6 separate regions of the Homo sapiens genome follow, and regions 1, 2, 3, 4 and 5 are each linked to region 6. Evidence: chromatin loops called from intact Hi-C (ENCODE). Cell type or tissue: MCF 10A. All regions are shown on one strand. Region 1 overlaps EXOC2 (exocyst complex component 2). Region 2 holds the start of FOXQ1 (forkhead box Q1). Region 3 overlaps FOXF2-DT (FOXF2 divergent transcript). Region 4 overlaps FOXF2 (forkhead box F2). Region 5 has its middle 100 kb from the start of EXOC2. Region 6 holds the start of LOC124901236 (a long non-coding RNA gene).

What was found. A loop is a pair of places that touch in the nucleus more often than their neighbours do. Peaks named below come from ENCODE experiments on the same cell type or tissue, not always from the same donor. Only the 100,000 strongest peaks of a DNase experiment are listed, where the experiment ranks them.
Region 1: a loop joins it to region 6, with 6 times the contacts of the local background. A loop is called at or near these places in 4 of 110 quality-filtered maps.
Region 2: it touches region 6 in a loop (11-fold over the local background); 6 of 110 quality-filtered maps call a loop at or near these places.
Region 3: it touches region 6 in a loop (8-fold over the local background); 44 of 110 quality-filtered maps call a loop at or near these places.
Region 4: a loop joins it to region 6, with 10 times the contacts of the local background. A loop is called at or near these places in 41 of 110 quality-filtered maps.
Region 5: a loop joins it to region 6, with 8 times the contacts of the local background. A loop is called at or near these places in 10 of 110 quality-filtered maps.

The regions. Positions count from the first base shown.
Region 1 is chr6:590,866-595,865 of GRCh38, reverse strand. It overlaps EXOC2 (exocyst complex component 2), which reads left to right. Exons shown (of 28, transcript NM_018303.6): 11 at 3,279-3,397. Among named protein-coding and RNA genes, the nearest start is that of HUS1B, 64 kb to the left of the region's middle. In MCF 10A, a CTCF peak has its summit at 2,543 (motif pointing left); a DNase peak (open chromatin) is centred at 2,525.
Region 2 is chr6:1,309,320-1,314,319 of GRCh38, reverse strand. It overlaps FOXQ1 (forkhead box Q1), which reads right to left and starts at 2,222. Exons shown (of 1, transcript NM_033260.4): 1 at 1-2,222. The coding sequence starts at 1,615. The coding sequence ends at 404. RefSeq lists an enhancer at 1,052-1,768. In MCF 10A, a CTCF peak has its summit at 461; no DNase peak of the experiment used is centred here.
Region 3 is chr6:1,379,439-1,384,438 of GRCh38, reverse strand. All of the region lies in intron 1 of FOXF2-DT (FOXF2 divergent transcript), which reads left to right. Among named protein-coding and RNA genes, the nearest start is that of FOXF2-DT, 7.5 kb to the left of the region's middle. RefSeq lists an enhancer at 1-669 and silencers at 2,342-2,391, 2,502-2,601. In MCF 10A, a CTCF peak has its summit at 2,442 (motif pointing right); no DNase peak of the experiment used is centred here.
Region 4 is chr6:1,394,917-1,399,916 of GRCh38, reverse strand. FOXF2 (forkhead box F2) reads right to left here. Exons shown (of 2, transcript NM_001452.2): 2 at 4,314-5,000. Among named protein-coding and RNA genes, the nearest start is that of MIR6720, 7.0 kb to the right of the region's middle. In MCF 10A, CTCF peaks have their summits at 2,548 and 2,753 (motif pointing right); a DNase peak (open chromatin) is centred at 2,766.
Region 5 is chr6:795,617-800,616 of GRCh38, reverse strand. No RefSeq gene overlaps it. Among named protein-coding and RNA genes, the nearest start is that of EXOC2, 100 kb to the right of the region's middle. In MCF 10A, a CTCF peak has its summit at 2,930 (motif pointing left); a DNase peak (open chromatin) is centred at 2,906.
Region 6 is chr6:910,174-915,173 of GRCh38, reverse strand. It overlaps LOC124901236 (a long non-coding RNA gene), which reads right to left and starts at 3,793. Exons shown (of 4, transcript XR_007059393.1): 1 at 3,684-3,793; 2 at 2,100-2,216; 3 at 1,725-1,827. In MCF 10A, a CTCF peak has its summit at 2,132 (motif pointing left); no DNase peak of the experiment used is centred here.

The DNA of each region.
Region 1 (5,000 bases), 320 kb after region 6:
CTGCTTTATTTTCTACCTAGAAAGCGACAGAGTTGCAGGGAGGTTGAGCGTAGTGTCCAGGACACGCAGCTGGGTAGCCTCAGACGTCCTGAGGCTGCTGTTTCCTGCCCTGCTCCTTCACTGCGTGTGCTTTGTATATTTCTGGCCTGTTTACACTTGTTATGTTAAACTTGCCTATAGTAGTGTGTTAAATCTTGTTGAGTGTACAAATTCTTTATGTTGTGGGTTACCATCTATATGGATAACTCATGTGCAGTTTTTATGAGTATATAACTTACTGGATATCGTTTAAAAGGTGGTAGTGCCAAAAAAGATTCTTTTAAGGAGCCTTTTAACTACGATTTTTCCTGTCATCTTAAAGGCAAAAGAGCAAAAATATAAACAAGTCAACAATAGTTTATGTATTTGTTAATGATTATTTTATTTACGATGCTTTGAGAAAATACTGAGCAATTGTTACCTTTTTAAATGAAATTTTTAGTCGCTAAGAAATAGAAAAATAAGATCAGAACCAGGTCAAATACCTGTTGGACTTTGAAATTTATGAGCATCAAGTAGGAATAGAGATAGCTTTATCATGAACAAAAATGTATTAGTTTTCTTACATAATCCAGATTATGCATAGTAGAGGGGAAAATCAGATTACCACTATATTGTCTTACTGTTCACAATTTTTTCTAATATCATTCACTATTTTATCTAATTTAAACCTTCCCTATTCTTCTCCCTCTCCTTATTTCTATCTTGATGTTGGCAGGAAGCAAAGCTCTGCATATTCCTTTCCACAGCAGTGTGATCTTATCCCTGGTAGCTGTGAGAAGATCATGTCAGAATATGACTAAAAACTTCCTTTATTCTTAAATTTTAAAATACTGAGCCTGTGTTAATCATAATTAACATTCTTTACATTGCTTTTGAATCTAAAAAGCCTTTTTAAAGTGTTCTTAATATGCAGTTTTAAAAGAAATGGCGATAACATGTATCATTCTAAACAGAGTTTTGAAATGTAACTACTTATTTTTAGCTGCATACTGAAAGGAAACAAGAAACTTATTTGAAGAGCCCAGCACAAGTTGTCATGCTTTTGAACTGAGTCTAGAATTTCTAAAAGAACAACTTTATCTTGCTTTGTAAAACTTTTATAAACTCCTTTACTTTAATACCCGTTAATAAGATGATAGAAAAAGTCTTTTGTTATTAGGTTTTGCAAGGACACAGTCAACATTTTAAAGAGACGTATAATGTAAAAAGCCACTAAGCAAAGCTTATTGATTCCTCTTGCTGTACTCCTGGAGAAAGAACCCTTGTACGGAACTGTCTACACTCCTATTCAGTAATTTAAACATTAAAAGGAACACCGTCCCTAAAAGAGTATCTCTTTATTTTACTACTAACACCAAATCTGAGGGCTACGTGAGTGAAAGTGTTAGGAGAAAGCGTTGCAGAGGTGTTGGGAGGCAAAACAAGCCTATTTAGGGAGAACGCTGAAATGCATCATCCCCAGCAAGAAAGCATAGAATCACGTTCTTTGGGAAGAAAGACACAGTGTACTATTTGTTATATTTATCGTTCAGGTAATAAAAGAAGAAAGCCTTGTGTGAGAGAAAGAATCAGACTGCATTTTGGAATCTGAAATGAATCCCCTGTGCCAAGCTAAATGTAACTTGTTAGATTGTAGTTTTCTTCTCAGGATACTATTCTCATTTATGAGGAGGAGTGCTGGTGACTTCTTAATCTGAGTAAAGCTCTTCCTTCTAATTGACCTGCCACTTTCTCAGCACAGAGACACATCCTGTTTGCAACCTGTAGGTGGTCACAAGGGGGAGGAGATGGCAGCTCTCAGCCACCTCTGGGCAGCCTGAGTGTGGCCCGTCTGCAGATGCCTGGATATCCGGCTCCCCACAGCACCCAGTCCCTCCCCATCAGCTGGGAATGTCAGTGTTCTCAGCATTTTATTTGTTGCTAACATATTACAAAGTGGATTTGTTTCTCCTCTGATTGGCTGCTGATTGAGATACCTGAGTAACACACACTCACTACTGGAAGAATGGGCTGGAAGCATGGGTGCACCCCTGAGGGATTGAGGTCTGGCCCAAGGTCAGCCTGGAGCCATTGATGATGATTTACCACTGAACAAAAACCTCTAACCCAGAGACAAAGAATGGCATATGGCTTAACAACAGTTTTAAGACAATAAATTCATTTGGACATGCTTTTGGAGTTGATTTAATTGGATTTAGCTTGCTATATTTATATATTTTGTGAGGGCTGAGGGCCAAATCTTAAATAATATTTGACAGAAATTTTTCTATGGAAGTAAATGGTCTCTATGGATTTGGGTGTTTTATAGACAAAGACTTGATATATTTTAAGAATATTTAGAAACTAAGAAAAACACCGAACTATACTATATTTCCTAGAGAAATATTTTCTCAGTCGTGAGTGTGGACTTTAGAGGTGAGTGTTGTCACCAAATCTCTTCACAGTTCGGTTAGCCCTCATTTAGCTAGTTTTAGAAAGCGGTGCCATACTGCCATCTCGTGGCCATATTTCATATCAGAAAGGAATTAAAAAACATCTGAAATTTTAAAAGTATTTGCCCAGTATCTGCTGGCTCCCACCTGTGTCTAATATAATGACTCTGAACTAAGTAGAAAAACTCCTGTGAACTAAATATAAATATAAAGAAAAATGCTCATCAGGTAGATAGGATCACTGCAAATTGTCCTTATCTTTTTACAAAGAGCTGTTTTTAATAGTTTTATCATTTATATGAAAAAATTTTAAAGCTCTGCTGTTTATTTTTTTATTTTTTGTTTGCTTGTTTGTTTGTTTGGAGATGGCGTCTCACTCTGTCGCCCAGGCTGCAGTACAGTGGTGAGATCTCAGCTCATTGCAACCTCTGCCTCTCGGGTTCAAGCGATTCTCCTGCCTCAGCCGCCCGAGTAGCTGAGATTACAGGCTTGCACCAACACACTTGGCTAATTTTTGTATTTTTTTTTAGTAGCGACGGGGTTTCAGCACGTTGGCCAGGCTGGTCTTGAACTGCTGACCTCAGGTGATCCATCCACCTCAGCCTCCCAAAGTGCTGGGATTACAGGCAGGAGCCATCTCACCTAGCCAAGAAATTTGAATATATTTCATTGAGAATTAAATATTAAAGACTAATATTTGACAGGGCACAAGACTAATTGATAAAATTTTAGCCTTTAAAAAGTAATGATTTTAAAATATGCCAGCATTTCCCTTTGGCCTCAACCTTGGACTTGCTTTTTCAGGTACCTGTCTGACCTTCATGCGTCTGGTGACCCTGCTTGGCAATGCATTGGAGCCCAACACAAGTGGATCCTTCAGCTCATGCACAGTTGCAAAGAGGGCTACGTGAAAGATCTGAAAGGCAAGGATTTCTCTTCCAATGTGTTGTGTGATTCCTTCATGTCATTTTGATGCATTCTGGGAATGTTTAATGATGAAGGCACTGACTACCTAATTTACTTGGTATCTCTTATTATTGTCTTTTGCTTGTTTTGTGGTTTTTTTGGCCACTGGTTAGCATTGTACTAATGAAAAGGGACAACTCTTTTATCATGTCTGTTTTTGCGATTGGTGGACAGCGTTGACGTTTCGGGGCAGGCAGCGTGATGCCGAGGAGGTGACATTGGTCTTTGGTAACTATCAGTCTGCACATCGTCTCGTCAGGTGTATGTTGAGTCCTGCTCTGTGCCAGGCACTGCACCCATCGCTAGTAAGACATAGCTGCTGCCTCCCAGAGTTACCGCTAGAGGAAGGAAAAGCCACTAAACATGTAACTAACCAAATAAAATGCTGGGACATGTGATGAAAGAAAAAAAGAAAATCAAGATGTTCCAAAAGGGAGTAACTGAGGAGAATGCTTTAGATGGCTGGTGTGGGAATGTCTCAGAGAAGCCTCCGTATTAGAACTGGAAGGATAAAAGGTAGCTTACTAGCCATCTCAGCTTGAGAAAGGGACCACCTGTGTGGAGGCCCTGAGGGAAGCTGGGGGAGAGAAGTCAAAGGTCTATTTGTGTGCAGGTGTATTGGCTTTTGTTTGTATACTATCATTTGGAGAATATTGAGTATATTGAATGCCTGCTATGCTGCAGACACTGTTGGGTGCCAAAGTCACAGTAGTCAGGACAACAGACAAGGGCCTAGCTCATGCAAGCTCACAAAATAGTAGGGTAGACAGATAACCAGCCAGCTGTTAGAATATTGTGTGCTGTTTCATATGACTGGGGAAGTTCTGAGTGACATTGGAGTGCTTAGGAGTAGCCTCTGATCCAGGGTTTTGAGGTCAGGGGAGTGACATTCTGAGAGCTGAAGGGAGTGACATCTCTTTTGAGATCAGAAGGGTATCTGTACTTGACAGTTGAAATAGAGAAGGAAAGCATTTAAGACTTCCAGGAAGGGAGAATGTGCACAGGTTACAAGCACAAGAAGGCCTCTGAATCCTGTGTGGTTGGAGCTTAGATCGTGGAGGTGGAGTGAAGAGACGAACTTTCTTGGCTGCTGTGACAGGTTTGGACTTCACCCAGAGTGCGATGGGGAGTCGCTGACGGATTTTAAGCTGGGGTCAATGGATTGGGGGAAGACAAGCTCAGACTTACTTTTGAAAAGATGACGACTCTGGCCGCCCATAGTGGGTGGATGAGAGGGAGCAAGCCCAGAGCAGTGAAGCTGGTGAGGAGACAGGCACCCCACCTGATGTGGAGGTGGTGGGAATGTGAAGAAGAGCATGGACTCCAGGGCCGTTCAGGAATAGAACTGATAGGGCTGGATGATGGACAAATGAAGAGGAGGAAGGGATGAGCAGTGATTTCCAGATGGCTGACTGGCAGCTAGTTAGGGTGATGGTGCCACTGAGTTAGGGAACATAGGGGAGAAAAGTGATTCCGCCTCTTTGTTTGGACAGCTTGACTTGGGGTTGTCTGACATGTAAGTAGAGATGGAAGTAGTTGGATCTAGAGACTGAGAAATTT
Region 2 (5,000 bases), 400 kb before region 6:
GTAGTCATATCATTTATAGTGTGGAAAGGTTCCCTGATGTACTTAGGGGGGAGGGAAGGGACATAAATCAATGGAAGTTGCGACAAAAACAGTAGAAATAAGACGAAGCCTGGGCGTTAAAGAAAGACAAAAAAAGTCCTTATGAAGGGAAGGAGGAGCAGGCTTCGCAAAGAAACTAAAACAAGAATTGCTTTGGTCCTCTGTAAAGTTATAAAACACAAAGGAAAATATCCTGGACTAAGTTTAAATACTCCTGTCAAAATGCTTTAGCTTTAAGGCACGTTTGATGGAGATTTTAAAAATTCATCTTCCTCTGGATTCAAAGTGCAAAGTCCGCGCGCGGGCCCGCGTTCCCGCCTCCCCGACGGCGCGCACTCGGCGTTCCCGGGCCCCGCGGCGCTACTCAGGCTAGGAGCGTCTCCACCGGGTACGGCAGGTGCGGGCCAGGGCGGCGGACTGAGGCCGCCTGCAGGGCTGCGGGCAGCCGCAGGGGGCAGTACAGGTGCGCGCCGCCGGCCGCCGGGCCTCGGAGTGGCTTGGCGGGGGCCGCCGCCGGGAGAGGTGCAAGCAGGAGGGGCGGCGCGGTCGGTGGCACCTCGGCCTCGCGCGCGCCCAGCCGCGCCGGCTCGCCCGCGCCGTACGCGCAGAGCGGCAGCAGGGCCCTGCAGGGCGCCGCGGGGAGGAGCGCGGGGAACGCGGGCAGCGGCGGGCAGGGCGCGGCGCCCCACTGAAGCGTCGTCCCGGGGGCCGTGTCCCTGAGGCGGCGGCTGCGGAAGGGCTTGCGCAGGATGCTGTCGATGGCGAAGGAGCTGGAGAACTTGCCCGCGGGGCTGGCGCGCTCCTCCTGGCGGGCGGGCGAGCGCATGCGGGGCGAGGCCGGGGCGGCGGGCGCGGGCGGCGGGGCGGCGGGGAGGCCCGGGGCCTCCTCGGGCCGCAGCCCGGGCGCGGGGACCGGCGCGCGGTGGCTGAGGCGCTTGCGGCGGCGGCGGAAGACCCCGTCGGCGAAGGTGTACTCGCTGTTGGGGTTGAGCATCCAGTAGTTGTCCTTGCCCCAGGGCCGCGAGGGGTCGCGCAGCACCTTGACGAAGCAGTCGTTGAGCGAAAGGTTGTGGCGCACGGAGTTGCGCCAGCCCGTGTAGCTGCCGCGGAAAAAGGGGAACTTGCCCATGAGGTACTCGTTGATCTCCGCCAGCGTCAAGCGCCCGCCCGCCGAGTCGCGGATGGCCATGGCGATGAGCGCGATGTACGAGTAGGGGGGCTTGGGCCGCCGCGTATATGGCTTGCTGCGTGCACCCTCGCCGCTCCCCGCGCCGCCCGCGCCTGGCCCCGCCGCCCCGGCCTCCGCGCCCTCCGCCACCACCGCTGCAGCAGCTGCTGCCGGGATCGCCTCCTCCGCGCCCGGCCCGCCTCCCGCACTCTGTTCGCCGTCGCCCTGCGTATCTCTGGCGCCGCCGCCCGCGGCCGGGCTGTTGGCCGCGCAGTCCCCATCTGAGCCCAGGGAGTCGTCTCCCGCCGCCGACAGCGGGGACGGCGCGTCGCTGCCGCCCGCGCCCTCCAGGTCACTGCCCTGCTTGTCCCCGTGGGCCGCGCGAGGGACGAACACCTCCAACTTCATGCCCGCGCACCCAGTCCCTCCCCGGCGTCGTACCCTCTTCCTTCGCGCAGCCTAGAGAAGCTGGTGCCAGGGAAGGGGATGGCGATCCGGGGCCGGGGATCTTCGCCTTTTTCTCCCGGGAGCTCTACCCTGGTCTTCCGAGATAGTCACTTTTCCGGAGTCCTCTTCCGCTGGGCTTTTTCTCTGGAGGGGCTGCAAGTGTTGGGTGGACTATGGGGCGGAGAGGGAGGAGTTGGGTGGGTGTCGCCTTCGGTTCGACGTTGAGACTTTGGGGTGAGTGTGTGCAGGGGCCGCGGTTCCACCCTCGGGTGCCCGAGCACGCCGGGCTTAGAAGGCTTTCCTGCCGGAGAGAAGCAGCATGCGCATCTGCTGCTCGTTAAAGAGCCCAGGAGGGGTTCTTCACTGGCGGTCCCAGGTCCCGCGCGGGCGTCTTCGGGGCACGGAAATGGTGCCGGATGATGTGCGTGCCACCGTGGGGGAAGGTCCGGCGCCTTCAGCCTTGAGCACCCGCGGAGGCGAGTCCCCGAGGCCGCTGCGCCCGCAGCCGCCTTCCCGCTCCCAGCCTCCGGGGCAGCATCTCCCCGCTGGCCTGCCGCGGCTGCGTCTCGCCTCCACCTTCGGGCCGGCCCAATATAACCCTGCGGCGGCTCCGCGGGGGCGGGGCCTGAGCGCGGACGGCAAGGGGTGGGGGAACGAGGTGGCCGAGGTGGTGGCGGCTCCCCAGTTCCCCAGCTCCCCAACGGGCGCGCACCAGGCGGAGGCCACACTGCAGCGCGGCGGCAAAGTCGCTGGCGCAGGTTGTTTGTTTTGGGTCGGCCGGCCCCGCCTTCCTCCTCCCGCCAATGGGGAGCGCGCGCGCCGCTGTGGGTTTGCGCGTGTCTGTGAGTGTGCGTGTGTGCGCGCGCGGGGCCGCTCCGCCAGCCGGCTCCTCCGTTCAGGTGTGGGCCCCAGCCCCGGGCAGCCCGCGAGGGCTCCCTGCGCCCTGGAGTTCGGGGACGCAGTTTAGGCGAGTGCGCCTGGTTGGGGGGACACGCCACAGTTCCCCTAGGGGGACACCTGAAGGGACTGGGTCTAGGGGAGCAGGGACTTTGCTCGGGCCTAAGCTGCACGCGGCGTATGTGCTTCTGTAGTAGTGAAAACGATGCTGCTTACGAAAGCAAACCCCTGTCGTCACTGCAGAGGTGCTGAACAGAAATTGCGCAGGACACTTGCAGTGACCTCTTTCGGGAGCCTTGTGCTGTGCCCCTTCCTATGAGCTCCTTTCAAGGACCATCTTGTCTTTTCCTCTTGTTTTAATGAATGCACTCCTGGGCTTGAAATTGTATGCGCCTTTTTGGATGACCTTTACTCTTGCTCACTAAATGGGCTCCGACTTTCACTTTTCTTTGTCTTACTTTACCTTTTTCTTTACCTGGCTGGTGACTCCTGCGGGAGGACAGCAGCGTCCTCCTCTTCCCCTGGGGCGGCTGTGTCTGGCGCAGGGTGCTGGGCTGTGCCTGCACTTGTGTCCCTGCGGAAGCCTCAGATGCCGCCGAGCTCCGCCGCTTGGTTCCCGGGATCTGACAGTCAACAGGAACGACGGAGAGGGCGTGTTCCCGGGGGCGGGGGCAAGAACAAACCGGTTCACGGCCATTTCTTTCCAATATTCCTTTGGGACTTTTGCTGTGACCTCACTGGCACCAGTGTCGGACAATCTCGAAAGGGGGGACCGTTCCTCACCCCAGGGCGCCCGGGGCGTGATCCCCACGCGGCGTCATTAGTCCAGGGAGCGGGCGCCTCGGCCCCGGGAAGGTGCACTTCCAGCCCGCTGCCCTGCCACGCCGAGTTTCCTCCTTTTTCCTGCCTTTGTTGCACAAAAAGCGACGGAGCCGCTAGTAGGTGGGAGCTCACCTTTGATGTTTATTTTATTACTTTCCACCATTTGTGTTGAAAACGTACACAATCCTCTCTTATCTTTATTCAGGGAGTTTTGAAGCCATTCACAATGGGGCGGGCAACATGACAGCCCCAGCCACAGCTCTGTTATTTTTGTATTTGGGGAAGGATCGCGTTCGGAGATTAGACTGACTTTATTAAGTATGCGCCTCGGGAGCCAGGTGGGGAATGGCTGCTTTTTGGGAGATGAGCCTTTCTGGAGGGGTCTGCTCAGCTCTAGCCTTGGAGTTGATGGTTCACTAGACCTGGAGAGGGAAGTGGGATGAGACAAATATGTATATCTATATATATATAGCGAGGTAAAGAGGCTTGGATTTGGCCAGGGATAAAAGGCGTTCGTAATGAATGTTTTTCTCTCTTGAACTCTGGGGTTGGGCAGGGCAGGAGGGCACATGACTATTTGATGGGGAAGGTAAAGCCAAGGAGGCTTGAGGTGGGACCCGTGGTCGCTACAGAGTCCAAGGGAGGCCTCTTCGAGACTCCAGGGCCAAGGTGTCCTGCCACCAAGGAATGCTGGTCGCCGCCAGGGAAGGTGGCTCACCCCACCTCCATGTCCCACTTTCCCCCTTTCTTACCCAACCTCCTCCCCTCCCCAGCTGCAGGGGATCCTCTCCTTACCCTGATTTCATTTGGGGCAAGGGGGGCAAGGACCTGCCCCACCTTTTATGTCTATCCTGTGGGCTGCTGTCTGCAAGTTTGGAGCCTGAAAAGGTTGGGGGGCAAGAGAGTGAGTTGGAGGTGGGTGAATTCTCAGCTGGAAACCCTTTGCTATTTTTAGAGTGACTTAGGGAATGGGCAGGTGAGAGGTTGCTTGCAGCCACCTAAGTGGACTTTGAGAAGGAAGATGGCATGGCAGGCCGTGGACCACCTGGATAGGATTAAAACAAAACAAAAACAAGCAAACAAACAAAAAAAAACCCTACCTCAGCTAGAATGGAAGCTCCACTAGAGCAGGGTTTTTTTCTTTTTTTCTTCATGACTGTATTCCCCTATCCTTGACACATGAATGTGCCATTTGCTGAGGATAACATGATTGTCTTCTGTTAAAACCAGAAATAACACTGCTTTTTCCATTTGTGGTTGATGTCGGTATCAATTTTAGCTGTTGTTTTACAGCGGGGAAATCATTCACCTTTTGCAGCTATCAGAGAAACCGAGAATGTATGGAGCAGGGCGTGTCTATCCACAACACCCTCAAGGCTGAATACAGTTGGGGAGACCAGACGCTGCCAGACGTCACATGCATTTTTTTAAAGTTTCCCAGAAGTGCTTGGATATTTCTGCCCCTTAATTCCCATTCCTTGGGGAGTACATTGATGGGTTAATAAAAAATGCCTGCAGGTGGAGCTTGACCAAACACTTGTAGGTAAGAAACACCTATTAGCTTATTTTCCCCCTTGCCCTTTAATTTCCATGGAGATAAGTGAATAAACTATGGCAAAAGATAAGT
Region 3 (5,000 bases), 470 kb before region 6:
CGAGCTCTGCACACCTTCCCTCCGCCCTCCCGGCTGTGGCAACGCTCGGGGGTCGTTTAGGGGTCCGCGTGCCTTTTGCTCCGCGGCCCCCGGCCTCGGATCCCCTCCTCCCGCCCGCCTTCCCAGGCTGGGGAGAAAGATGGCTAGGCCGCGCACACACGCTGGGCAGGGTTGGAGGGGCCGCGGGGCCCACCCAGGAGGCGCCCGCGGGGCCTGAAGAGGTCACTCCGGGCACTGCACGCGGGAGGGTGCGCGCCGAGGGCTACGGAAGACACCAGCCAAAGGCGCCCGGAGGTCGCCAGGCCGCGCCTGCGATGCCCTCCAACCGAGACCAGAGGCTGGCCGGCTGCGGCCGCGCGGGGAAGCGCCCTGGAGGTCCCAACCCAGCCCGGGCAGGGCTTTCTTCTCCCGTCTGGCTGGTCTCCTCCCCGCTGCCCTCCCTTCCCCCAAATAAATAAATATTTCCGAGGGCGGCGAACTCGGCGGGGCGCCGGGTCCTGAGCGCCTGGGCGATAGATGAACTTCCTGGCGCATCAAAACTCCCCTCTCGTCCTCCCCGCCGAGCTCAGGATATGGGGCGCGCTCGCTTCTCTTCAGAAAAGGAAACGTAGCTCTTCCAAAAATATAAATCAGCTCTGACGTCCAAATATTTCTTTTGTCCTCCAGCATCCTCTGTGGGGATAAATAAAACGTGCTCGGCGCCCAGAGGCCGACTAGGGACCTCAGGGCGCCCCGACGCCGCCTCCGAGAAGCTGCTTTGGGGAGCCCCCCAACCCCACCCCTCCCCGCAGCCTGGCCAAAGGCCCCGGGCCCCGGATGCGGCCTGACCTTCGGGCGGGCTGCGGCGGCGGGAGGGAGGGACACAAGCCCTCCGCGGAACCCCGGCGGCCTGCGAAGGCGAAAGGCGCCCGAGGCCGACCCAGTCGGGGAGGGGAGCTCGTTCGCGATGGGCCAAGAGAGGCCGGGGAAGCTCCGGGCGCGCCCTAGATGAGTTTGGGCCCCCAGGCTGCCTCTCCAGGCCGAGCTGTGCCAGGGAACCTACGCCCCCTCCCCTTCATTTCCGTCGGAGTTTCTGACCCCAGGGCAGCCTCCTCCTCGTGGGGACCCAGAGTAGTTCAAGTTTGGAGCACGGAGGGCCCCGACTGCGTCTTTTCCCAGCCGAGGCTGAGGCCGAGGCTGCTGCTCCTCCAGAAGCCAGTCGGCTTTGCGGCCTCAGAGGACACCACTGGCCTGGGGCGTGGCCCTCGAGGCTCTCCGCCCGTCAGACCTGGGGTCGGCTTGAGCCAGGTGACCCTTTCCAGCACCCCTGCCTCCCAACTCCCGCCTCCACCTTGGGGGAGGTGGACAGGTTTTCTGTAGCGGCTTGGAAATCTATGCCAAGGTAAACCACATGCACGAGGGTGGTTGAGATGCAGGGTTCTACAGGGGCTGAAGGGAGATCCTCCTAGGGGAGCACGGTGGCTGGAGGCGTGTCCGCACCTCCACTCCCCTTCCTGCTCCCCTGACTCCAAGGCGCTGAGAGCCCACGGGCCTTTCTGCTGCCCTCCTTTCCCAAGAAATCGCCCCATGGCACCCACGCGGCCAGTCTGCAAGGCTTTGGGGGTCAAACGGCCCAGGCAAGGAGAAATCTCCATCTGCTCAGGGGGAGCTCATCCTCCCCTCACGCCCTGTGCCCCACACCGAGGACTGTGTTCCAGGCCTGGGGCCTCGGGGCTGCGCGGCGGGGGCTGGTCTCCAGCCGCCCCTTCTCTCCAGGGGGGTCTTTATTGATGAGCTGCCTCGAAAACCCCCACCCAGAACGTCCCAGAAGGGTTTAGACAATCCATCACCCACCACTTCAAGGATGCTTCCTCCCTTTCAAACACAATCCTCGCACACCAGACGGGCTGCGGTGGGGAGGGGCGCGCACTTGAAAAGAGAACAGCTACATAATCAACGTCAAAGCCGTCCCGCAACCTTTCGGAAACAGGGACTTGGGCCAAAAATCCCTCAGGATGATTTACGGGGGCCCCCTCGCCCTCTCCGCCTGCCTCCACGTGACTCTGGCCCGCGCCCGCACGGCAGCCGCACACCCTGCCCCGTGCCAGGCAGCCCCGGGCCCCTCCGCGGGGAGTTCGTGTTTTAGGAGAAAGTGCTTTTTTCTCTTGGGGCCCGGGGGAAAAGGGGTCTCGGCCTGGCCAGAGAGTGCTTTGGTGGCTTGGTCGCGGTATCCTCGTGGGTGAACTGCGAAGGCCGGGCCTGGCCTCTTGGAGTCGTCCCACGCAAGTCACCTTCCCTCCCGCCAGAGCCCCGGGATTGCGCGGTGCGGGCTGCGCCTCCCTCTCCCCTCCGCGCTGCGCCTCCCTCTCCCCTCCGCGCTGCGCCTCCCTCTCCCCTCCGCGCTGCGCCTCCCTCTCCCCTCCGCGCGGGAGCGGGAAGAAGCCGCAGTTCCTCCGGCTTCCGCGGGGTGGCGCCAGGCTCTCGGGAATCGCGGCCCGCGGGGCTGCCCGGCGCGGCCGTCACCTGCTCGCGGCTCCCGGCGCCCCGCGACCCGTGGCCCCGCAACCCCTGCAGCCGAGGCCGGCCGGTGTGTGACCCGCAGGCGGGCAGGCTTCTGCAGCATCGCCTGTCTCGCGCTCGGCTGGCCCGCTTAGGGCACGTCCCGCGTTCCCGCCCTACCCTACCCGGACCCGCAAGAAGAGGGGGCAGCCGAGTCGCGCGTGGGCACCTCTCCGCGGGACGCAAGCGTCTTTAGGCTTTGCTGAAGAAACGATCATTCAGTTCCGTTATTTGGTTCTCTGAAGCAAGGGACGGGGGCTCTGTGTCTTCATTTGTAAGTTGTCCCGGAGCTCCTGGAGGTGCCCTGCGGTTTGGTGGAAAACAAGCAAATCAACAAATCATCCCACCCGCCCGCCCTTGGAGAAGCTGGATTCGGCCGACTCTGCGCGGCGTCAGCATTCTGTCCCTGAGGAAGTACCTCGTCTTTCGGTGGCTACAGGGACAGAAAGACAGCGATTTTTAAAAATTGTGATTTTTCATTTCTTTTAGCTTCTTAAGAACACCCTTGCAGCTGTCTAAACTCGTCCTGGTAGAAGTCTGCAAGACAGGAAGGAGCTTGAGGGGTCGTTGTGGGGCCGGCTTGATACAAAGGGGAGGCACCAGGTGGATCGGGGCGTCTCAGCCGGGGCTGCAGGATCTTTTTATATTTGTTATTACGAAAAAAGTTTCATAGTATACCAACGTGGAGCGAGTATACGCTCTCATACGCCCATCACCTACATGTAACAGTTACCAAGGTTTTGCCACACTTGCTTCATTCATCTTTCTGTTTTCATTTCTTGCTGAAATATTTTAGAGGAAATCTAGACATCATGTTTTAAAAGCGCACTTTGTAACTCCTCTCCACATCTCCGGTTCTAGCTCTCATACCTAAGATTACATTTTGGCATATGCACGCACACCTTCCCATGAGGAATTTCAAAATAGGGCTGAGACATTGTTGTGGATGTGTATTTTACAAACAGAACTCTCCATTTCCCCAGGTGACTTACAGCTCTGAGTTTCTTGGCTTTCTTCTGGCTGCTGGATCTCCAGAAAGGCTGGCAAATGTTCCCTCCCCCACTCTCACTGCAGGCCGGGTACACGCAGTGGCTGTAAACGGTGAAAAGGAGTGCTGTTTCCTTCAGTCACCAGAGTTAATCCCAGGATGCCTTCCATATATGCCCGACAACATAATGTATCACAAGAGCACGTGTCCTTTGAAAATATCTGCAGGTATGCATTGTCCATGTGCACCGTACAACAGTTTCCAAATCATTTTTTTCCTGACAGTGGCTAGCTGTGGAAGAATTTTTCATATCATCTGAAAGTGCCTGAGGGAGAATTTCAGACTAGGCTGGAGAGGTGAAGGAGTCATGGGGAGTGGACCACGGAGCATGGGAGATAAGTTTGGCTTTATATCCAGCCCCCTGCCCCGAGGACTCCGTACACATATTTCACAAATAGTTGTTTATTGATTTATTTGTTGTTTTTGCCCCCCAACAATCCATGTTGTGCTCTTAGCATTTCCCTCACCCCCAACGCCACCCTGCACAGATGAGTGGCGATGCGGTGGTCACATTGCCCTCGTTTACAGTCTGAGAAGTGCACCTGCTCCTGATTACCTTAAGTCACTTAATAATGTTTCTGGGCTTGTTTCTGTTTTATGGTAAAATGGGGATCAGGAAAACAAAAGTAAGAAAAAATGATGCCCCCTCCCACAGTTATTATAAAGGTGAAATAACGGTTATAAAAAGGTATTAACATTCTGACATACACACATTTATAGTTATTTTTGGTTCAATCCAATAAAAACACTTTAGTTTTAAGGCACCCTCTAAGTTTCACGGTACTTGGGATCTCTCATTCCCTGGGTAATCTCTCATAGGCGGATTTGGGTTTGTCTTTAATGAGGAAAATATGGGTCCATTGTCTACAAGTGTGAGCCTGCCTATGAGGACCGGGGTCCCTGGTCTCCGGGTGTTTTCGGGCTGTGGGTTGGTTCTCTAGGGCTCCACTGCAAAGAGGGAGCTCTGGGAGAGGGAGAAGGAGAGGGGATGTTTCCCTTGGTTGGACCTCGAGGTTGGTTCCTCCAGGTATATCAGATTCCTTTGCAGCACTGGGGGTCCAGCCACAGACAGCCGGTCTGCATTCGAGGAGTCTTCTGCCCCCGAAATCCCATCCGGCAGAACGTGAAAGTGCAGTGGAAAGAAAACTCGACTGCGCAGCTCGCAAGGGCGCCTCGCGGGTTCCTAGCGGACGTGGCCGACCGCAAAGCCGCCACCGCGTTTGCTTATTTCAGGCGGGACTTTCTTTCTCTCCATCCTATGTTCCCTTTGCAAAAGATGCAGGCTCTGGGCCGCCCTGTGGGAGGCGGCGGGACAGCGGAGGACCCTCACCTTCCACGCGCGCCACAGCGTGGCAGGAGCCCGGCGGCCGGCGACTGTCTTCCCCCCGAGTACGCCAGGACACCAGGGGGCCCG
Region 4 (5,000 bases), 480 kb before region 6:
TTAGGTATAATACGAATCTACAAAGAGAGTGTTTCTTTTGGGAAGGAGCTGCTAATTCCCTTTAATGCCATACCGTGGCCTATCCTAGGGACCTGAAGATTTTCCCCAGAAATCGGACTTCCACTTTCTAAAATCTAAGTCAAGATTGTTCTCCCTAATTCTGTATAAGTCGCTGTGGCAGTTCAGAAAATTTGATCATGCACAACTAGAGAATTCACTTACTTCCCCAGAATTCAGGCCAAGCCAAGTAAAACAGAAGTCCATGGGTCTTTCAGCTCGTGGGTTGGCACTGGGGACCTGGAGAGAGAATGGTGGCCTCAGAGGACAGGAATCCAGCTTCCAGGGCTGCCTCTCAGCTCCAGGGACAGGAGCTCAGGAAATGTCTGCAGACTCCTCCTCTCCAGACCTCTTTCCCTCCTTACCTCCCTCCCCCTGCTTCCCTCTCCTCCTCCTCCTCCACCCTTTCTCTCCCTCTGTCTCTCTCCCTCCTTCCTCCTCCTCCTTTCTTCCCACACCCTCCACCCATCTTTGCCCTTCCTCTCTCTTTCTCTGTGTATCTCTCTTTCTCTCCCAGTCTCTCTTCTTTCTTTGTCTCTCTCTTACCCCATCTCACTCCCTTCCTATCTCCCTCTCTCCCTCCCTCCCTCTCTTTCTTCTCCGTTTCTTTTCCCTTTCCTTCTCTATGTGTCTCTCTTCCTCTCTTCTCTCCCTCTCTCTTCCTTTCTCTTCCTCTTTCCCTCTTTTTGACTATCTTCCTCTTTCCCCTCCTTCTTCTCTGTCTCCATCTCTCTCTTTCTCTTCCTTTCTCTCCCTTTTCCTCTCTCTGTCTCTCTCCCTTCTTCACCCACGGTTCTGCCTACCCATTCATATCTAGGGATCACTATTGCTATCCTCTGAGATCACAGCCCCCCTTCTTTGCCTTTTCTCTGTTCTACCCTCAAAAGGTTTTATAACCAATAATGGAGTTTCTTTTCCTGTCTGCTCCCATTACTGCCTCCTTCTGTTTGTAGAATTCTGACTGGCTGCTGTGTGCAAGTACCTAGACTTATTGTTCCACTGAGGCAGGTAGACTTCAATGATTCCATCTGACTCCTCTCTGCAATGTTTACTACAATAAAACAAGAGGCCTCATTGCTTTGAATAAAAATGGGGAGATCCTACTTTCTGGCCTAGGGTTCAAAATTAAGCCTTGCATTTTCCTAGGGGCCCATAATCAATCACAGAGGCATTTAGATGGACAAACTATTTGAAAAACCTTTCCAGATCTTTGCTTAACCAATTAATAGGCTATCCTTAATACCTATCCATTGGAACCTATAAAAAGATCTGTAATCGAAACTGCCTTTCAAGAGCTGCAGTTTTCAGAGTGTGGTCCCAGGACCAACATTATCAGCATCACCTTCTTTTATTAGTTTATTAGGAATACACATCTTTGAACACAACCTTGGACCCACTGAATCAGAAATGGAGGGTGGGGTGGACCCACAGCCTGTGTTGAACAAGCCCTCCAGGTGATTCTGATGTGCACTCAAGTGTGAGAACTGCTGCTTCAGAGGGAATATTCCTGCCACTCAAAGATCTGCAGTGTCAGTTGCAAAATTCTTAGAGGCAGTGTTGGAGAAACGAGGGAAATAAACTGAAATCAGAAGACATGGGTCAAACCCCCCAAAGTCATGACCTAGTCAGGAGCTAGTACAGATCTGTAAATAAGGTCAATATCAGCACCTCAGAGGGATATTGACAGAATTAAGTAAGATAGCCGTGTGAGATTTGGTAAGACAGCCACGGTGCCCAGCACTTGATGCATGATGCTTAGTAGTTCCCTGGTCTTGTCTTTATGTATACAGCTCCAATGAAACCAACAAAAAACAATAATTATTATAGAAAACAATAAAATCTTTTAATATACCACTTTATTCCGCCAATGAGCAGAAAACCTAAGTTCAAAATCCATTTGACGAAAAAACAGTTGAGGTATTTATCCCTAGTTGAGTTAGTTCATTTATTTTCACTTATAAAGGTGTAGCACTTTTTTTCAATTTAATCACTAACATTTGAGCAACTTTTAAAGCCAAGCACTGCATGTTTCTCCAAAAAAAAAAAAAAAAGGGTGAATATAAATGAGTCTATGTGTACGTGTGTGTCTTTGAGGGACAGTTAGGAGAGAAACAATTTTGACTCAAAAGGAAACAAAACAACAGCCTTATTTGGGGAGAAATGTAGAAATGAAGAATATACGTAGCAAGTCAGGGCTTTAGCATCTGCTGAGCATGGTCAGGCCTGTTCTTACTGAATTGTGATCTGGTTTCAGGATGAGACAGTAGGCGAAAAGAGTAAAATAGAAAAAAGCCCACGCCTGGGCAACGAGGCAAGACCCCGTCTCTACAAAAATTAAAAAATTAGCCAGGCATGGTGGTGCGTGCCTGTGGTCCCAGCTACTCAGGAGGCTGAGGCGGGAGGATCACTTGAGTCCAGGCGGTGGAGGCTGCAGTGAGCTGAGATCGTGCCATTGCACTCCAGCCTGGGCAACAGACCACGACCCTGTCTCAAAAAAAAAAAAAAAAAGGAAGAAGAAGAAAGAAGAAAGCAAAGTATTTCCTAAAACTGGAAACCATAACTTATGAAAGTGAGATACTTAAAAATGTCTCTATTGGAAGGCACCACAAAACGGGTCATTTTGTCAAGTTCTTGCGCAGCTTGAAGGAATCATTGAGTCGCCTTGGGCGGATCTCCTCGCGCCACCAGGGGGCGCGCTGGGCCTCCCAATGCGGCCAGGCAGGCAGACGCAGTTTTCGTCTTTGAGGTCCTGTCATTCTCTGTATAAACAAGTTACGTTCAAGTGTTTAGGATATAAATTACGACCATGCCGGCTGCCTCGGAAGGAATGTAAACACAGCACTGTGGTCGGAGCAAACTCTGAAACTGACTTCATAATTTATAGCAGGCCCCCGAGTAGCTCACTATAAAAGAAAATAAAAAGGCCTTATTTAACTGCAAATATGATAATGGAGAGACAAAAAATGTTTAAATCACTTCTTAATTTTAGAAGATATAGGAAGGAAACCTAAAGATTAGAAAGATGGTTAAGACTTTCGGAAACAAGATGTTTCACTCAGGAGACGCTCTTTGCAGTGAAATTCACTTAGAATACAAAAACCCTGGGGTGTGAAACAGTTCCCTACGAATACCAAGAGTCTGGTGACTGACTGGGAGAAAGACCTTTTAAGGGATAAGAAACAAAGGTGAGTTTTCCAATCAAGAAAGAAAAAGCAAAAAACAAAAACAAAACTCCAGCCCTGAATTGGAGAGGAAAATGCACAGCATGATTGGAGCAGATAATTTCTCTGCTTCTCTCAGACCCATTGTCCCCAACATGGCTCGTGATGGTGAAGGGCTGCTGGGACAGAAGGTCAGTCCTCCTGCCTAGTTGGCCCATTTTGCTCTTCCATCGGGAGCGTCACCAGCTCTGCCTGTAACACTGGTGACTGGGAAATCTAGCAGGAACAGAAAAAGGGGCTGAGGGGTTCCCTTGTTAAATCCCTGGTTAAAAGGGAGGAGTGGGGAGAGGAGGCCGGGAGGAAGGAAGGGCTGAACCGGCTTGCTATGTGCCGATGCTGAGCAGGGCCAGCCAGGCTCTGAATTGGAGGGTGGGACAGGCCGCAGCCACAGAGCAACGTGTGGGGAGTCCAGCTTCTGTATTAAACTCCCCAAGGAAGTTAAACCCCCTGCTGGGAGCCTGCCCCCTGCAGCTCAGGGATCCCCCTGCATTCTTCAGATCTGAACCCCATTTCTGACAGCATGTGACCGCCACCCATAACAAAATTGCAACGTGCAAAGGGAAGAAGCAGGGTGCTGTTCTTTGGGCATCCAACCCTGGAGGGGGGCTTACCACTGTGCCCCACATCTGTCAACCCATGCCAGTCGGGAGGGAGAGAGGGCAAAGGGCAGAACACTCCCCGGGCACAGGAAAGAAAACAGAAGGGGCACAAAATTGGTTTCCTCAAAATCAAACCCTGGTCGGTATCTTGCCTGGTTTTCTTTCTAGTTCCTTTCACCTTCTGGTTTTTGTTTTGCCAGAAAAAGCTGGGGTGAAGTAAAGAAAGAAATAACAGAAAACGTTTCTTCCACTGTTTTTCTCCTGAGAAGACTCACAATCAGAACCTGGCCTGTGTTACTCAAGGCACAGACCCCACACCATGTCAGTTACACCACTGGAGGGGGTGTGGGTAGAGTTGCACAGCTGCCTGCCGGGGAGGAGAAACTGGCATCCATTGCTCTCAGGGTGCCCGAAGAGAAAATCAGCCCCTAAAACAACTATTTGTTATATACATTTTATTGAAAAAAAATTTTACAACAAAATATTTTGGCAAACTGTAAAAGTATACATAAGTGCAAATATATCCTCCTTTTAAAATACAAGCAAAGTGTGAGTATACACGGTCATAAAAATATCTTTAAAATATGGTGGTAGAAAACAACCTTGTAAAAACGTTGTATTGTCACAATACTGAAAACCACTTTCTTAAACTAGACACATTGTTTCTAAATAATTCCTTAATAATGTTCTTTGGCACCTGTATCCAAATGTAGTGTCTGGGGAAAATGACTCTCCCACTCAGCTAGGCAACAAGAAGAGGCTTTCTTGAAATCTTGTGCTTAGCACTGCCTTTTTGAAAAGCACACAAGTTTTCTTAGACACACACACACACACACAACTTGTCTGCTTTTTTCACACCCTGATTACTGAAGGCAACGAAGATCCCACAGATACACGTTGATGCCTTACGCATGGCACATCTTCCCACCTGAGTCTGCCCTCTCCCTCATGTGGGAGCCTGCAGGTATTCAGATTGGGGAACGCTACCTTGCCAGCGGTTGTCCTTCTTCCAGCAGTAGGCAAATAACAGTGACCAACGCGATCCTGGGCATTCTGGCTAAGTGGCAGGTGTGTGGCTTACTGCTATCCGCGTGCATGTGACTTGAATCCGTCCCAGTTTCTA
Region 5 (5,000 bases), 110 kb after region 6:
TGGACAACAAGAGCGAGACTCCATCTCAAAAAAAAAAAAAAAAAAAAAAAAAAGACAAAAGGATGCAACCAGCAATTGCCACTCAGCCTACTTCATATCAAAGATGAGCTTTATACAAACACCTATCCAACGAATCAGACACAACTTCAAGTTTCTATTTTGCCACCTCTTCATCATGATGACAGAATTCCAAGTCTCTTTCCTGTATGAACGATTAGGAATCAGAGGTTAGAACTCAAATCTAAGCATATTCTCAATTCTTAACCCATAGAGCATCATAAGCTTTTCACTGCTCAAAGAGTGAATTTTGATTACTTTTTCCTGACAAATGTATCCTGGAATCCCAGGCAGCAAGTGCCTAACGCAGATATGCTTGGAACCCTAAAGTAACAGGATATGTTTAACATGCCATCCTGCTGGCCTTATTATTAAAGGAAGCAGCCTCCTGTGGCCCTGTTCTTTGTACTAAAATGCCTTCACTGTATAGCTCTGGAGATGATGCCTCCTGATCTATGACACCGGACTTCCCGTCTCCAGAGACACTGCTCTCCATGAGCCCACAAATGTGGGTGCTTGGTCTCTAGATGAGACAGATGAGCAGTTTGTAGCCTGGACAGGGAACGAGTGCTGGGTGGTGACCTTCCCTTCCAGCCTAAGCCAACACACCCTGGCTCTTGAGATGTGAACCACTTGTTAAGGGAGTTAAATGGCCTGAGCTCCGGATGGGTGGCCCTGGACAACTAGAGAGGCAACCCTGTGTTGTAAGAGACATCAAGCTGTGACAACATGAAACGAGTTCGCCACTCAAAAGCAGTATAGCAGCCTTTAGTTCCTGGGAAAATGAGACCATGTCCTCCATGCAGAATCAGCATGATAAAAGCACTTGTCTTATTAGGTGGGAAGATGACCAGATAGCCTCAAATTACTTCCCCAGTTCCAGGATTCTACCTACAAATAGAGGATGCCCCACACATTCAAGGAGCTGAAATGTTTAACATCAGAGAAATAAGCCTCAAGAGAGATGGGCAGACATGACCGCTGCAGTCAGACTCTATGAATTAAAGAAAAGCAAACCAACACACATGCAAACACGTGAGCAAGGAAGACTGTTTCCCCAATGCTCTTGCACGTTTTCTACTGTGACACTTTCGGGGGTTTTCAACCCTCTTTTCGCATTTTTGGATACCCATAGTAAGCAATAAGACAGCGAAAAGAAAAGATCAATGCTTCACGGAGCTGAGTTAAAACTAGCAAAGTAAAAAACGTCAAGACAAATTTCACCTACCAGCATGCTGTGAGGGCTAGAGAGTATTGTGGGATTGTACAAGATTTGGGAGAACCAGACAGATGACTTTTTGTTTTGATGTCTTTAAAGTATTTATCTTGAAGAGGAAAAGAAAACAAATGTCTTAGTATGTTACAATTTTTGGCTGTATTAAAGATCCAGCGAAATGAGAGAATTCAAATGTGAACCACAAAAAAATCTTTCTTCATAAAGGGAGAGGTAAAAGAGTAGAAAGTTAATCAATTTGGAATTTTTCTCTCTCTAATTCAAAACACGTTTCTCTAAAAATGTTCCTATGTCTGAAAAATACATATCACTACTTTTCTAAATTTAAAAATGCTGGTTTAAAAAGTAAAGGGGCACAGTTAAGCTATGTATTTATTAAATATATATGAATCTGACTGCTTGCTAGATCATTTATTACATATAAAGTTCCAATTTGGGAAATTCTTATAAGTTTAATTAGGTCTTTTTAATAAAAAACTAATTTTATTAAAACCTTAAAATGTAAGTAATGTTTTATTCAGACTTCCAAATTCAAGTAATTTAGCAAAAGGTTCAAACATCTGCTTCCAAAGCAAGCTTAGCAAAAGTTAGACAAGAAAATTGTTTCTCCATCCTCACTCAGATAACATGTAAATGTACAGAGCTTGCTGGAAATGAACTGGAAGGCTCCTAGGTTTCCAGTAAGTCACAAATAAGCAAACAGCCTGAGAAGAGTCAATGGAATTTGTAGATCTAAAACAGCACCTTAGGGAGAAAGCTCAGCCCCACATTTTACAAACAGGAAAAATGAATGGAGAAAGGTTAAGCACCTGCCCAGCGGCAGCTTGCAGGCCCCTGGCGGAGTCGGGCTCGGAGCCTGGAGCTCCACACCTTCTGAGGGCCGTCCTTTTCCAAGGATCTTCTCCTGGTTGACTGCTGTCCCTTCCAGAGCTCCCAATAAACTGTTTGGGGTAAATTAATCTATCTTTATTTGAAGTGAAGTCATTGACAAAAACGTAAATCATTAAGACATATTGTAATTTATGATCCCCAAACCCATCAACACTCATAGGCAGATAAACCTGGAGATTTCCACATACAGATTTCTAAAGTGCCGTATGTGTGAAGCCATTGTTGAAACAGTTCTAGTGAGATGTCGTTTTTATAATACGCAATTCACTTAAAGCGTTCAATTCAGTGACTTTTAGTATATTGACAGAGTCGTGCATCCATCACCACAATCAATTTCAGAATATTTATTACCCAAAAGAAGCCCTAAGCCCCTCAGCCATCACCTCCATTCAAACCTCCTTTCCACCTAGCCCCCAGCCCTGGGCACCCACTACCCCCATCCCCATCGACTTGCCTCTTCAGGACATTTTGTATAAATGGGAACATACAATATATGTGGCCTTTGTAACTGATCCAAGTCATTTTTTAAAGACCTAAAACAAGCATTTATTCAAATCTATATTCTTTTTTATTTTTCAGTAATCTAGCTGACTTTTCAGTGAGTTCAAACTTCATGTTTCCCAGTTTTGAAGATGTGGTTGTAATGTTGTCCTCGGGAGCGGATAAACGTTTGGCTGTACTGGAAGGTGCTCTCTGAAAAGAAATGAACTGTTCCACAGCCATTGTGTATGCTTTTGTGACCCCTGCTGGCAGGATGTAATAGTGTGCTTTCAAAATCAGTTCCTTGAAATGCTTTTCCTATCTTAAATTTTAAAATAATGAATAGAGCACGTGACTATTAATGGGTATAAAATGTAATTAAAGTTGGTTGCTATGTGTATGTATCCTGTTCTTTTCCTAGAAATTATAAAGCTGCAGGCTGTTCCTAAAGCTGTTGTTAAAACCCTGTCCAAAGTGCTACTTACTTAACACTTTCCATTTTTCACAAGGAAAATGCTTAATCTGATAGCATTTCATCTCAATCCTAACAAAACCATAAAATCTGAAAGCTGTTTTATTACTGTTTAGAAGAATAAAATGCATGAGATGAAGATTTTATTAAAACAATGTGTGAAGGCTACTAAGAGAAAAAAGAAATATAAAAATACAAAACATGTATAAATAACAATAAAGTCCCTCTGAGGCTTAGAGGCTTGTGAAAATTATTTTTAGTACAATTATTTAACATATCTATTGCTCTTTGAGTATTTCTCAATTTTAAAGTGGGTTTAAAATTGAAACTTTGATATTTACTAGTTTTTCCTAATCTTAAATTTCCTATTTTAATTTAAAATAGAGGAGACAGAAAAAGAAAATAAATTCATAAATAGTTTTCTATGCCCTTCATAATACAACAGATTAGTGCTTCCAGTTTTATAAACATTAAAATTATTTCTGCTTTGTTAATAAGATTCCATAATCCTAGAACTAGTGCTTTAAAAAATCTATGCTTAAAATTATCCGTAGAGATTTAACTGTTTTTTAAAACCATTGTCACCAGAAATGGTTTTTATCTTGCAGAAACTTTGAGAACTCTTCAAAAGCGAATGTTTGATTTAACACACATTACTGTTAATTTATTTCCTGGTTAAAAAAAGAAAAAAGAAGAAGAAATAACATTTACAGCAGATACATGAGTTTATTTTATTAGCCCTTCAGTTATTTTACAATTATTTGTATGTTCTGGGTAAGTTTACACAGAGCACCTTGTGCTATTTTATGGAGATTTTAAAACATATTCATGTACCTCCTAAGGCAAAAAAAAAAAGTGTTTAATCAGTTTATGTATACATAAATAAACTTTTTGAGTTAAAGGATTCAAATTGGGTTACCGTACTCATTTTTATGTTTTTAATAAAATGTCAAAGCAGAAATGTATAGATAAGATATGGATAACAAATCATTGCTTTCTGAAATGCAGAGTTTACATGTTTATGTGTGTATGTGGTTATAAACATAGGCAACACACAATGAGGAAAGAAACTTTTCCTTGGATCTGCACGTCAGTAAGGCTTTGGCTTTGAAGGCTGACAAAGAATAACCAGGATCAGAAAGCACATCTAGGAACTTCGAACCTGGAGATCTGATCTGCTGTTAGAAGCAAGAAGGAAGGGATGAGGTAGTCTTCATTCAGCATTGGAGAAGAGAGCAAATCGTTTTCAGGATTATCAGAACTCATGTGGTCTATGGAAAACTGAAATGAAGGAGGACCTATATGGATTATTACTCCCATATTTAGTATGTTTCAATACTCACGATTGCAGGTACCTCTGCAGAATGTACAGATTCACACATCTTAATATTTAAAAAAAATTCTGAGTAAGAGTCCCTCTTCTTTATCATTACCTGGAAGATTAATCCAAGCTTTGCTTCTTAAATAAAACAGCTTTAATTTCTCATATATTTCAAACCTATGTAGACTATTAGCTTCCCTCATTTTTTGTATTTTTTTAAACATTCACTTAATTGTAGGTGACCTTTCTCCTTCTGATATTGGATCCTACTTTTACCTCGTTGAAAAGTCAAAGAGAAACATAAAACATAGGCAAAATGTGTCATAAGCATTTCTTACTTGTTTTTTACAATTTGTAAGCAGTTAGCTCAACCCATTTTTCCTATCCAAAGAAAAGGAATACAAAATTGGAGAATCATTTACTCTCTTGGCCTGGTGAGGCTAAATGATAGTTTCTAGTTGTAAGGGGCTAATGAGAATGGAAGACCTTGTCTTAAAGGAGTTCTACCTTTTCTCAGAAAGTGGCCAATTACCGTTTACGGCCCC
Region 6 (5,000 bases):
ACACTGTGCCCATCACAGCCTCCAGAGATGATGCTGGCTGGTAGGTGCCAAGCATGGGACTCTGCACTCACTTGTACTCATAGACGCTAATGGATACTTTCAATTTAAATCTAGAATTGTCTTTTCATTTCGAGAGTAAACATGAAAAAGAATGGTTTCAAGACAGCGAGCCTGCCATGAAATAGTTACTGTGTCTTATAATTTGATGTTATTGAATTTAATGAAAAGTCCAGAAAGACAGCACAATTGATGTCAACATGCTGAAGCTTGAGGTCAGGAACCATGAAACCCTTCTGTGGGTCCATCAAAGATGGGAAGCCAAAATCTTCCAATGATGTGGAGACCATGGATTGCTCACCCACAGAGTCCCCTACAGAGGGGCTTTTAGGAGGTCACCAGTAAGACCAGGAACTTTTTCTCATAATTGAACAGAATTTGTGTGCTTCTAGTCACTCATTTGTTAATTTATAATGAATTATTACGGAACATGTCAGGCATGATACTTGGCAAAATAAATACTACAACCAATGTTGGGAGGCCGAGGTGGATGGATCATGAGGTCAGGAGATTGAGACCATCCTGGCTAACACAGTGAAACCCTGTCTCTACTAAAAATACAAAAAAATTAGCCAGGCGTGGTGGCATGCACCTGTAACCCCAGGTACTCGGGAGGCTGAGGCAGGAGAATCGCTTGGACCCAGGAGGCGGAGGTTGCAGTGAGCCTGAGATTGTGCCACTGCACTCCAGCCTGGGCGACAGAGTGAGACTCTGTCTCAAAAAAAAAAAAGAAATATTACAACCAACAATGCATGGCCCCTGCCTTAGCTCAGGGTGGGTGTGATGATGGCTTTTTGGCTGACAGGGCCAAAGGAGCCCTGACCACAGACCAGGCAGGGGTGGGGTTCCCAGTGCAGAGCCCCGACCCTAAGGCTGCCAGCAGCCATCTCTGCAGAAGGGACTAGAAGCTGCTTCCTGCATGCACAGGTTGGTGAAGCAGTGGGAAGCTCCTGTTGCTTGCACCTCTGGCTCTAGTGACCGCATGAAGGAGGTGCCAGCAAGCACGAGTCCACATCAGGAGCCCAGAGGCCAGGATGGGAAGGGGGTGTACAGTGGTGGTTAGTGCCCGGGCTCTCAAGTCAGCACCTGCGTTCCCATCTCAGCCCTCCCATTTATTATTAATAGTTGGGAGACTTTGGACAACTGGATACTCTTTCCTGAATCTTAGTTGTTCCAGCTATGAAACAGTCTAAGCCTGGTACGTGCCTCCTGAGTCTATGCAAACTGCAAGGGATCGTGTATGGAAAGCATCAGCACAGCACCTGGCCATGACACAGTTTCCCTGGGTTCATCCTAACGGTGGCCCCCCACTGGGGCTCCCTGCCACAGTGCCCCCATCCCGGGGCTCCCCCCAACAGGACCTTTGCATGGCCTGAGCTTGGCTTCAGCTTGCTGAATTATAACTCGTTAGTTCACATGTCTGCCTCCTGCCTATTCCAAGAACAGCTCCCACCTGGAACAGCAGCTTGTGTGTATCTGTATTCCTAGCACATACCATCTATTCCCAACACATAGTAAATATGCAATAAACATTTTTGAGTCAAATACTTGTGTTACGAAGGAAAGTTATGAGTCATAAAGTTTTCTTAGATTTTGATAAAACCAGGGGGCTAACATAAGATAAGGAAATGTCAAGTCTGCAATGTTGAGTATTTTCTCTTCCATACCTTCATTATTACCCCAGTTCTGACCACGTGGGCCAGGAGACACAAAAGGACTTGCTCCTGTTTTTCTTTTAGGTAAATCATTTCTCATACTTTCTCAGTGAGTCTGTGATAATAGAGACAACAGTGATGTCAGAATATTCTGGAAGGACGGAAAGCATGGCCCGGTTTCAGCTTGGGATGCTGATATCATTCTGGGGTTTTTCCAGCACATTCATCAATAAAGACCCATGCAAATTAGAATCCTGGAACAGCATGACAAAGTCAGTCCTAAAATCCTGCAGGTGCTTCTGATGCCGGCAGGAGGTGGGGGCGGGGGAGGGGGGCGCGGGGGGTGGGGAGCGGGGGAAGGAGCCTGACGGAGGAGGTAGCAGCGACCTGGATCTCGAACCACTGCTGTCCTCTTGTGGCCTGGCAGATGATGTGCTTCTGCTCACCAACTCAGTTCAGTCAGAAACTGGAGCTTCCAGGGCCACCCTCGTCATGCTCCAAAAGCTGCAGTGGAAATTGAGTTTATTTTTCCAAAGAATGCATAATAAGAAAGAACTCTCTGCTTAATGCATTGCCCAGGATGAGTGTGACCTACTGCAACTGGGTTATGAAAAGACAAAAATAACTGTGCCTGTCAGGAAAGAAGGCTGCATTCTGAAGTGGAATTTACCCAGACCCTTGGTCCTGGTAGAAGGGTAGTATTCTTTCACTGAGGTGTGGACACCTTGGCGTCAACATCACGGTGGGACAGAGGGCACCCCAGCTGATGTGACACGAGGGGTCCTGTCTCAGCCTCAGGACCGAATGGTAGCAAGGAGCTGGATATGACAAATCTCTCCCCTTCTAAACTCAGGACTTCAGAGCAGTCAGTATGTTAGGCTATTTCACCAGAAATCATTATCTTTGTTCTATAAGTCCCTCATTTTGAGCAGCATCAAAATACACTTTGTCATTTTTGTCATTTGGCTCATTTGTTTAGTTAACAAATGTGCACTTAGCACTCACCATGAGCCAGCCATCTCAAGGGTCCCACAGACACTCATCCCTGTCCTGGGGCTCACCTTGTTAAACTCTCTCTCTCTCTCTTTCTCTCTCTCTGTGTCTGTCTGCCCCCCATTTCTACCCACCCCATGACCACACACACTTGGATGCCTAGGTTTTTGTGTGAGGCTCACATGACAACTCATTAGCTGCTAGTTGAGTTGGCTGCTGCAAAGTTCTCCACAGGGACGCCCAGAGCACATTTCTGCCCAGATCAGACTGAAATCCATGTGGACACCAGGAATAAATGACTGGTATATAGAAAGCTTTCTACATCTCAAAGATTCTCTACTTCAGGCATGCACAGGAAGAGGTCCTCTCAGCCTCTCAGGATGCAAAGCAGGAGCCCGGGTTTCTCTGGAGAAAGGAAAGGGGCTGTTCCACAGAGTAGCCCTAAGGATGCCCCGATCAGGCCTTCCTAGGGGTGGCAAAGAGTCCTCCAGGCTGTTACCTACTGAGAGCTAGAGATGCTGTCTGCTGGAACCTTCCTTTCTGTCCAGTGTTTTCTTGCATCTACCTTCGGATTAACAAAATAGTAAATGCTGGATGTAGAACACCGTGCAATGTTTGGAGTTTTCTAATCCAGCTAGTGTAGTTGCCCAAGGCTGGGTCTGCTGGTCTGTGTGGCTGTGGCCCCAGGGGACGCCAAGCCCCAGCTGCAGGTCCAGGCCCTACTGGGACGAACATGAGGAAGGAAAGACCAACAGAAGTGCCCCTGTCCTCCCATACCCCATGGGAGTACTGCTGTGAGGGCTGCATGACAGGTGCCAGAGCAAGGGTGGCTTTTCCGGGGCTCTTCACGCTGGAGGGCTTACTTTCTCACTCACAGCTCCTCTGCGCATTCATTTGAGTAACATTTCAATGTGGAGCTCAGTGTCCCAAGGAGCTGTCTGCCTGGGGCCCCTCACCTGTCTGTAGGGGGCCCCTCACCTGTCTGTAGATGGCCCCGAGAAGAGCATGCAAAGTGAGGAGAATGAGTGGGATGGTTGAACAGGTACATCAGTCCCATTCTGCATCCCTGATCCTTCATCAGAGGAAGCAGCGCATCATCCTGAAGGAAAAGTCAGGCTGACCTCAGATCGAATCCAGCTCTGCCATTCAGCTGTGTTAATCAACCTACTGACCCTATTTCCTCATCTGTAAAATGGGTGCAAGAATATAAACCTCACAGGATGGTCATGAGACTTAAGTGAGCTTATATAAAGTGTCTAGGACAGTTTCTGGAACATAGAAATTAATAAATGGGAATAGTTGTGTACATTGCATTTTTGCCTAAAAGGAATGGGAAACCTTTAGGGCCAATGAAGGAGAACAGGGGAACACCATGTCCACTTTCCCAAAAAAGTGCATCTCAGGATACAGTGAGACCACCAGCTAAAGCGTGCAAAGCAGAATTCAATAGATGACCACTGAGGTCCGACAGGCCTGACTTCTTCCACACACTCAGTGTATCAGACTGGATGAAAGAAGGAAATAGGGGCCTCTGTGAGCACATCAGAAGTTATCCTTGCAAAAGTGAAGAAAGGTGAGCCGCACGATCCTGTCTGTGGCGCATTGGAGGAAGCCTGATTGACTGTCTTTATAGGAGCACACGGGGGCCTCACAGGAGCTGAGGGACAGCATGGGATGTGAGGGGCTCTGAGTGAGAAGACCGTTGATGACATGATGTCAGGGGCTCTGAGGGAGAAGGGGCCCATGAGATGATGTGAGGGGCTCTGAGCTGAGAAGACCGTTGATGACATGATGTCAGGGGCTCTGAGGGAGAAGGGGCCCATGAGATGATGTGAGGGGCTCAGAGCTGAGAAGACCGTTGATGAGATGATGTCAGGGGCTCTGAGGGAGAAGGGGCCCATGAGATGATGTGAGGGGCTCTGAGCTGAGAAGACCGTTGATGACATGATGTCAGGGGCTCTGAGGGAGAAGGGGCCCATGAGATGATGTGAGGGGCTCTGAGCTGAGAAGACCGTTGATGACATGATGTCAGGGGCTCTGAGGGAGAAGGGGCCCATGAGATGATGTGAGGGGCTCTGAGCTGAGAAGACCGTTGATGACATGATGTCAGGGGCTCTGAGGGAGAAGGGGCCCATGAGATGATGTGAGGGGCTCTGAGCTGAGAAGACCGTTGATGACATGATGTCAGGGGCTCTGAGGGAGAAGGGGCCCATGAGATGATGTGAGGGGCTCTGAGCTGAGAAGACCGTTGATGACATGATGTCAGGGGCTCTGAGGGAGAAGGGGCCCATGAGA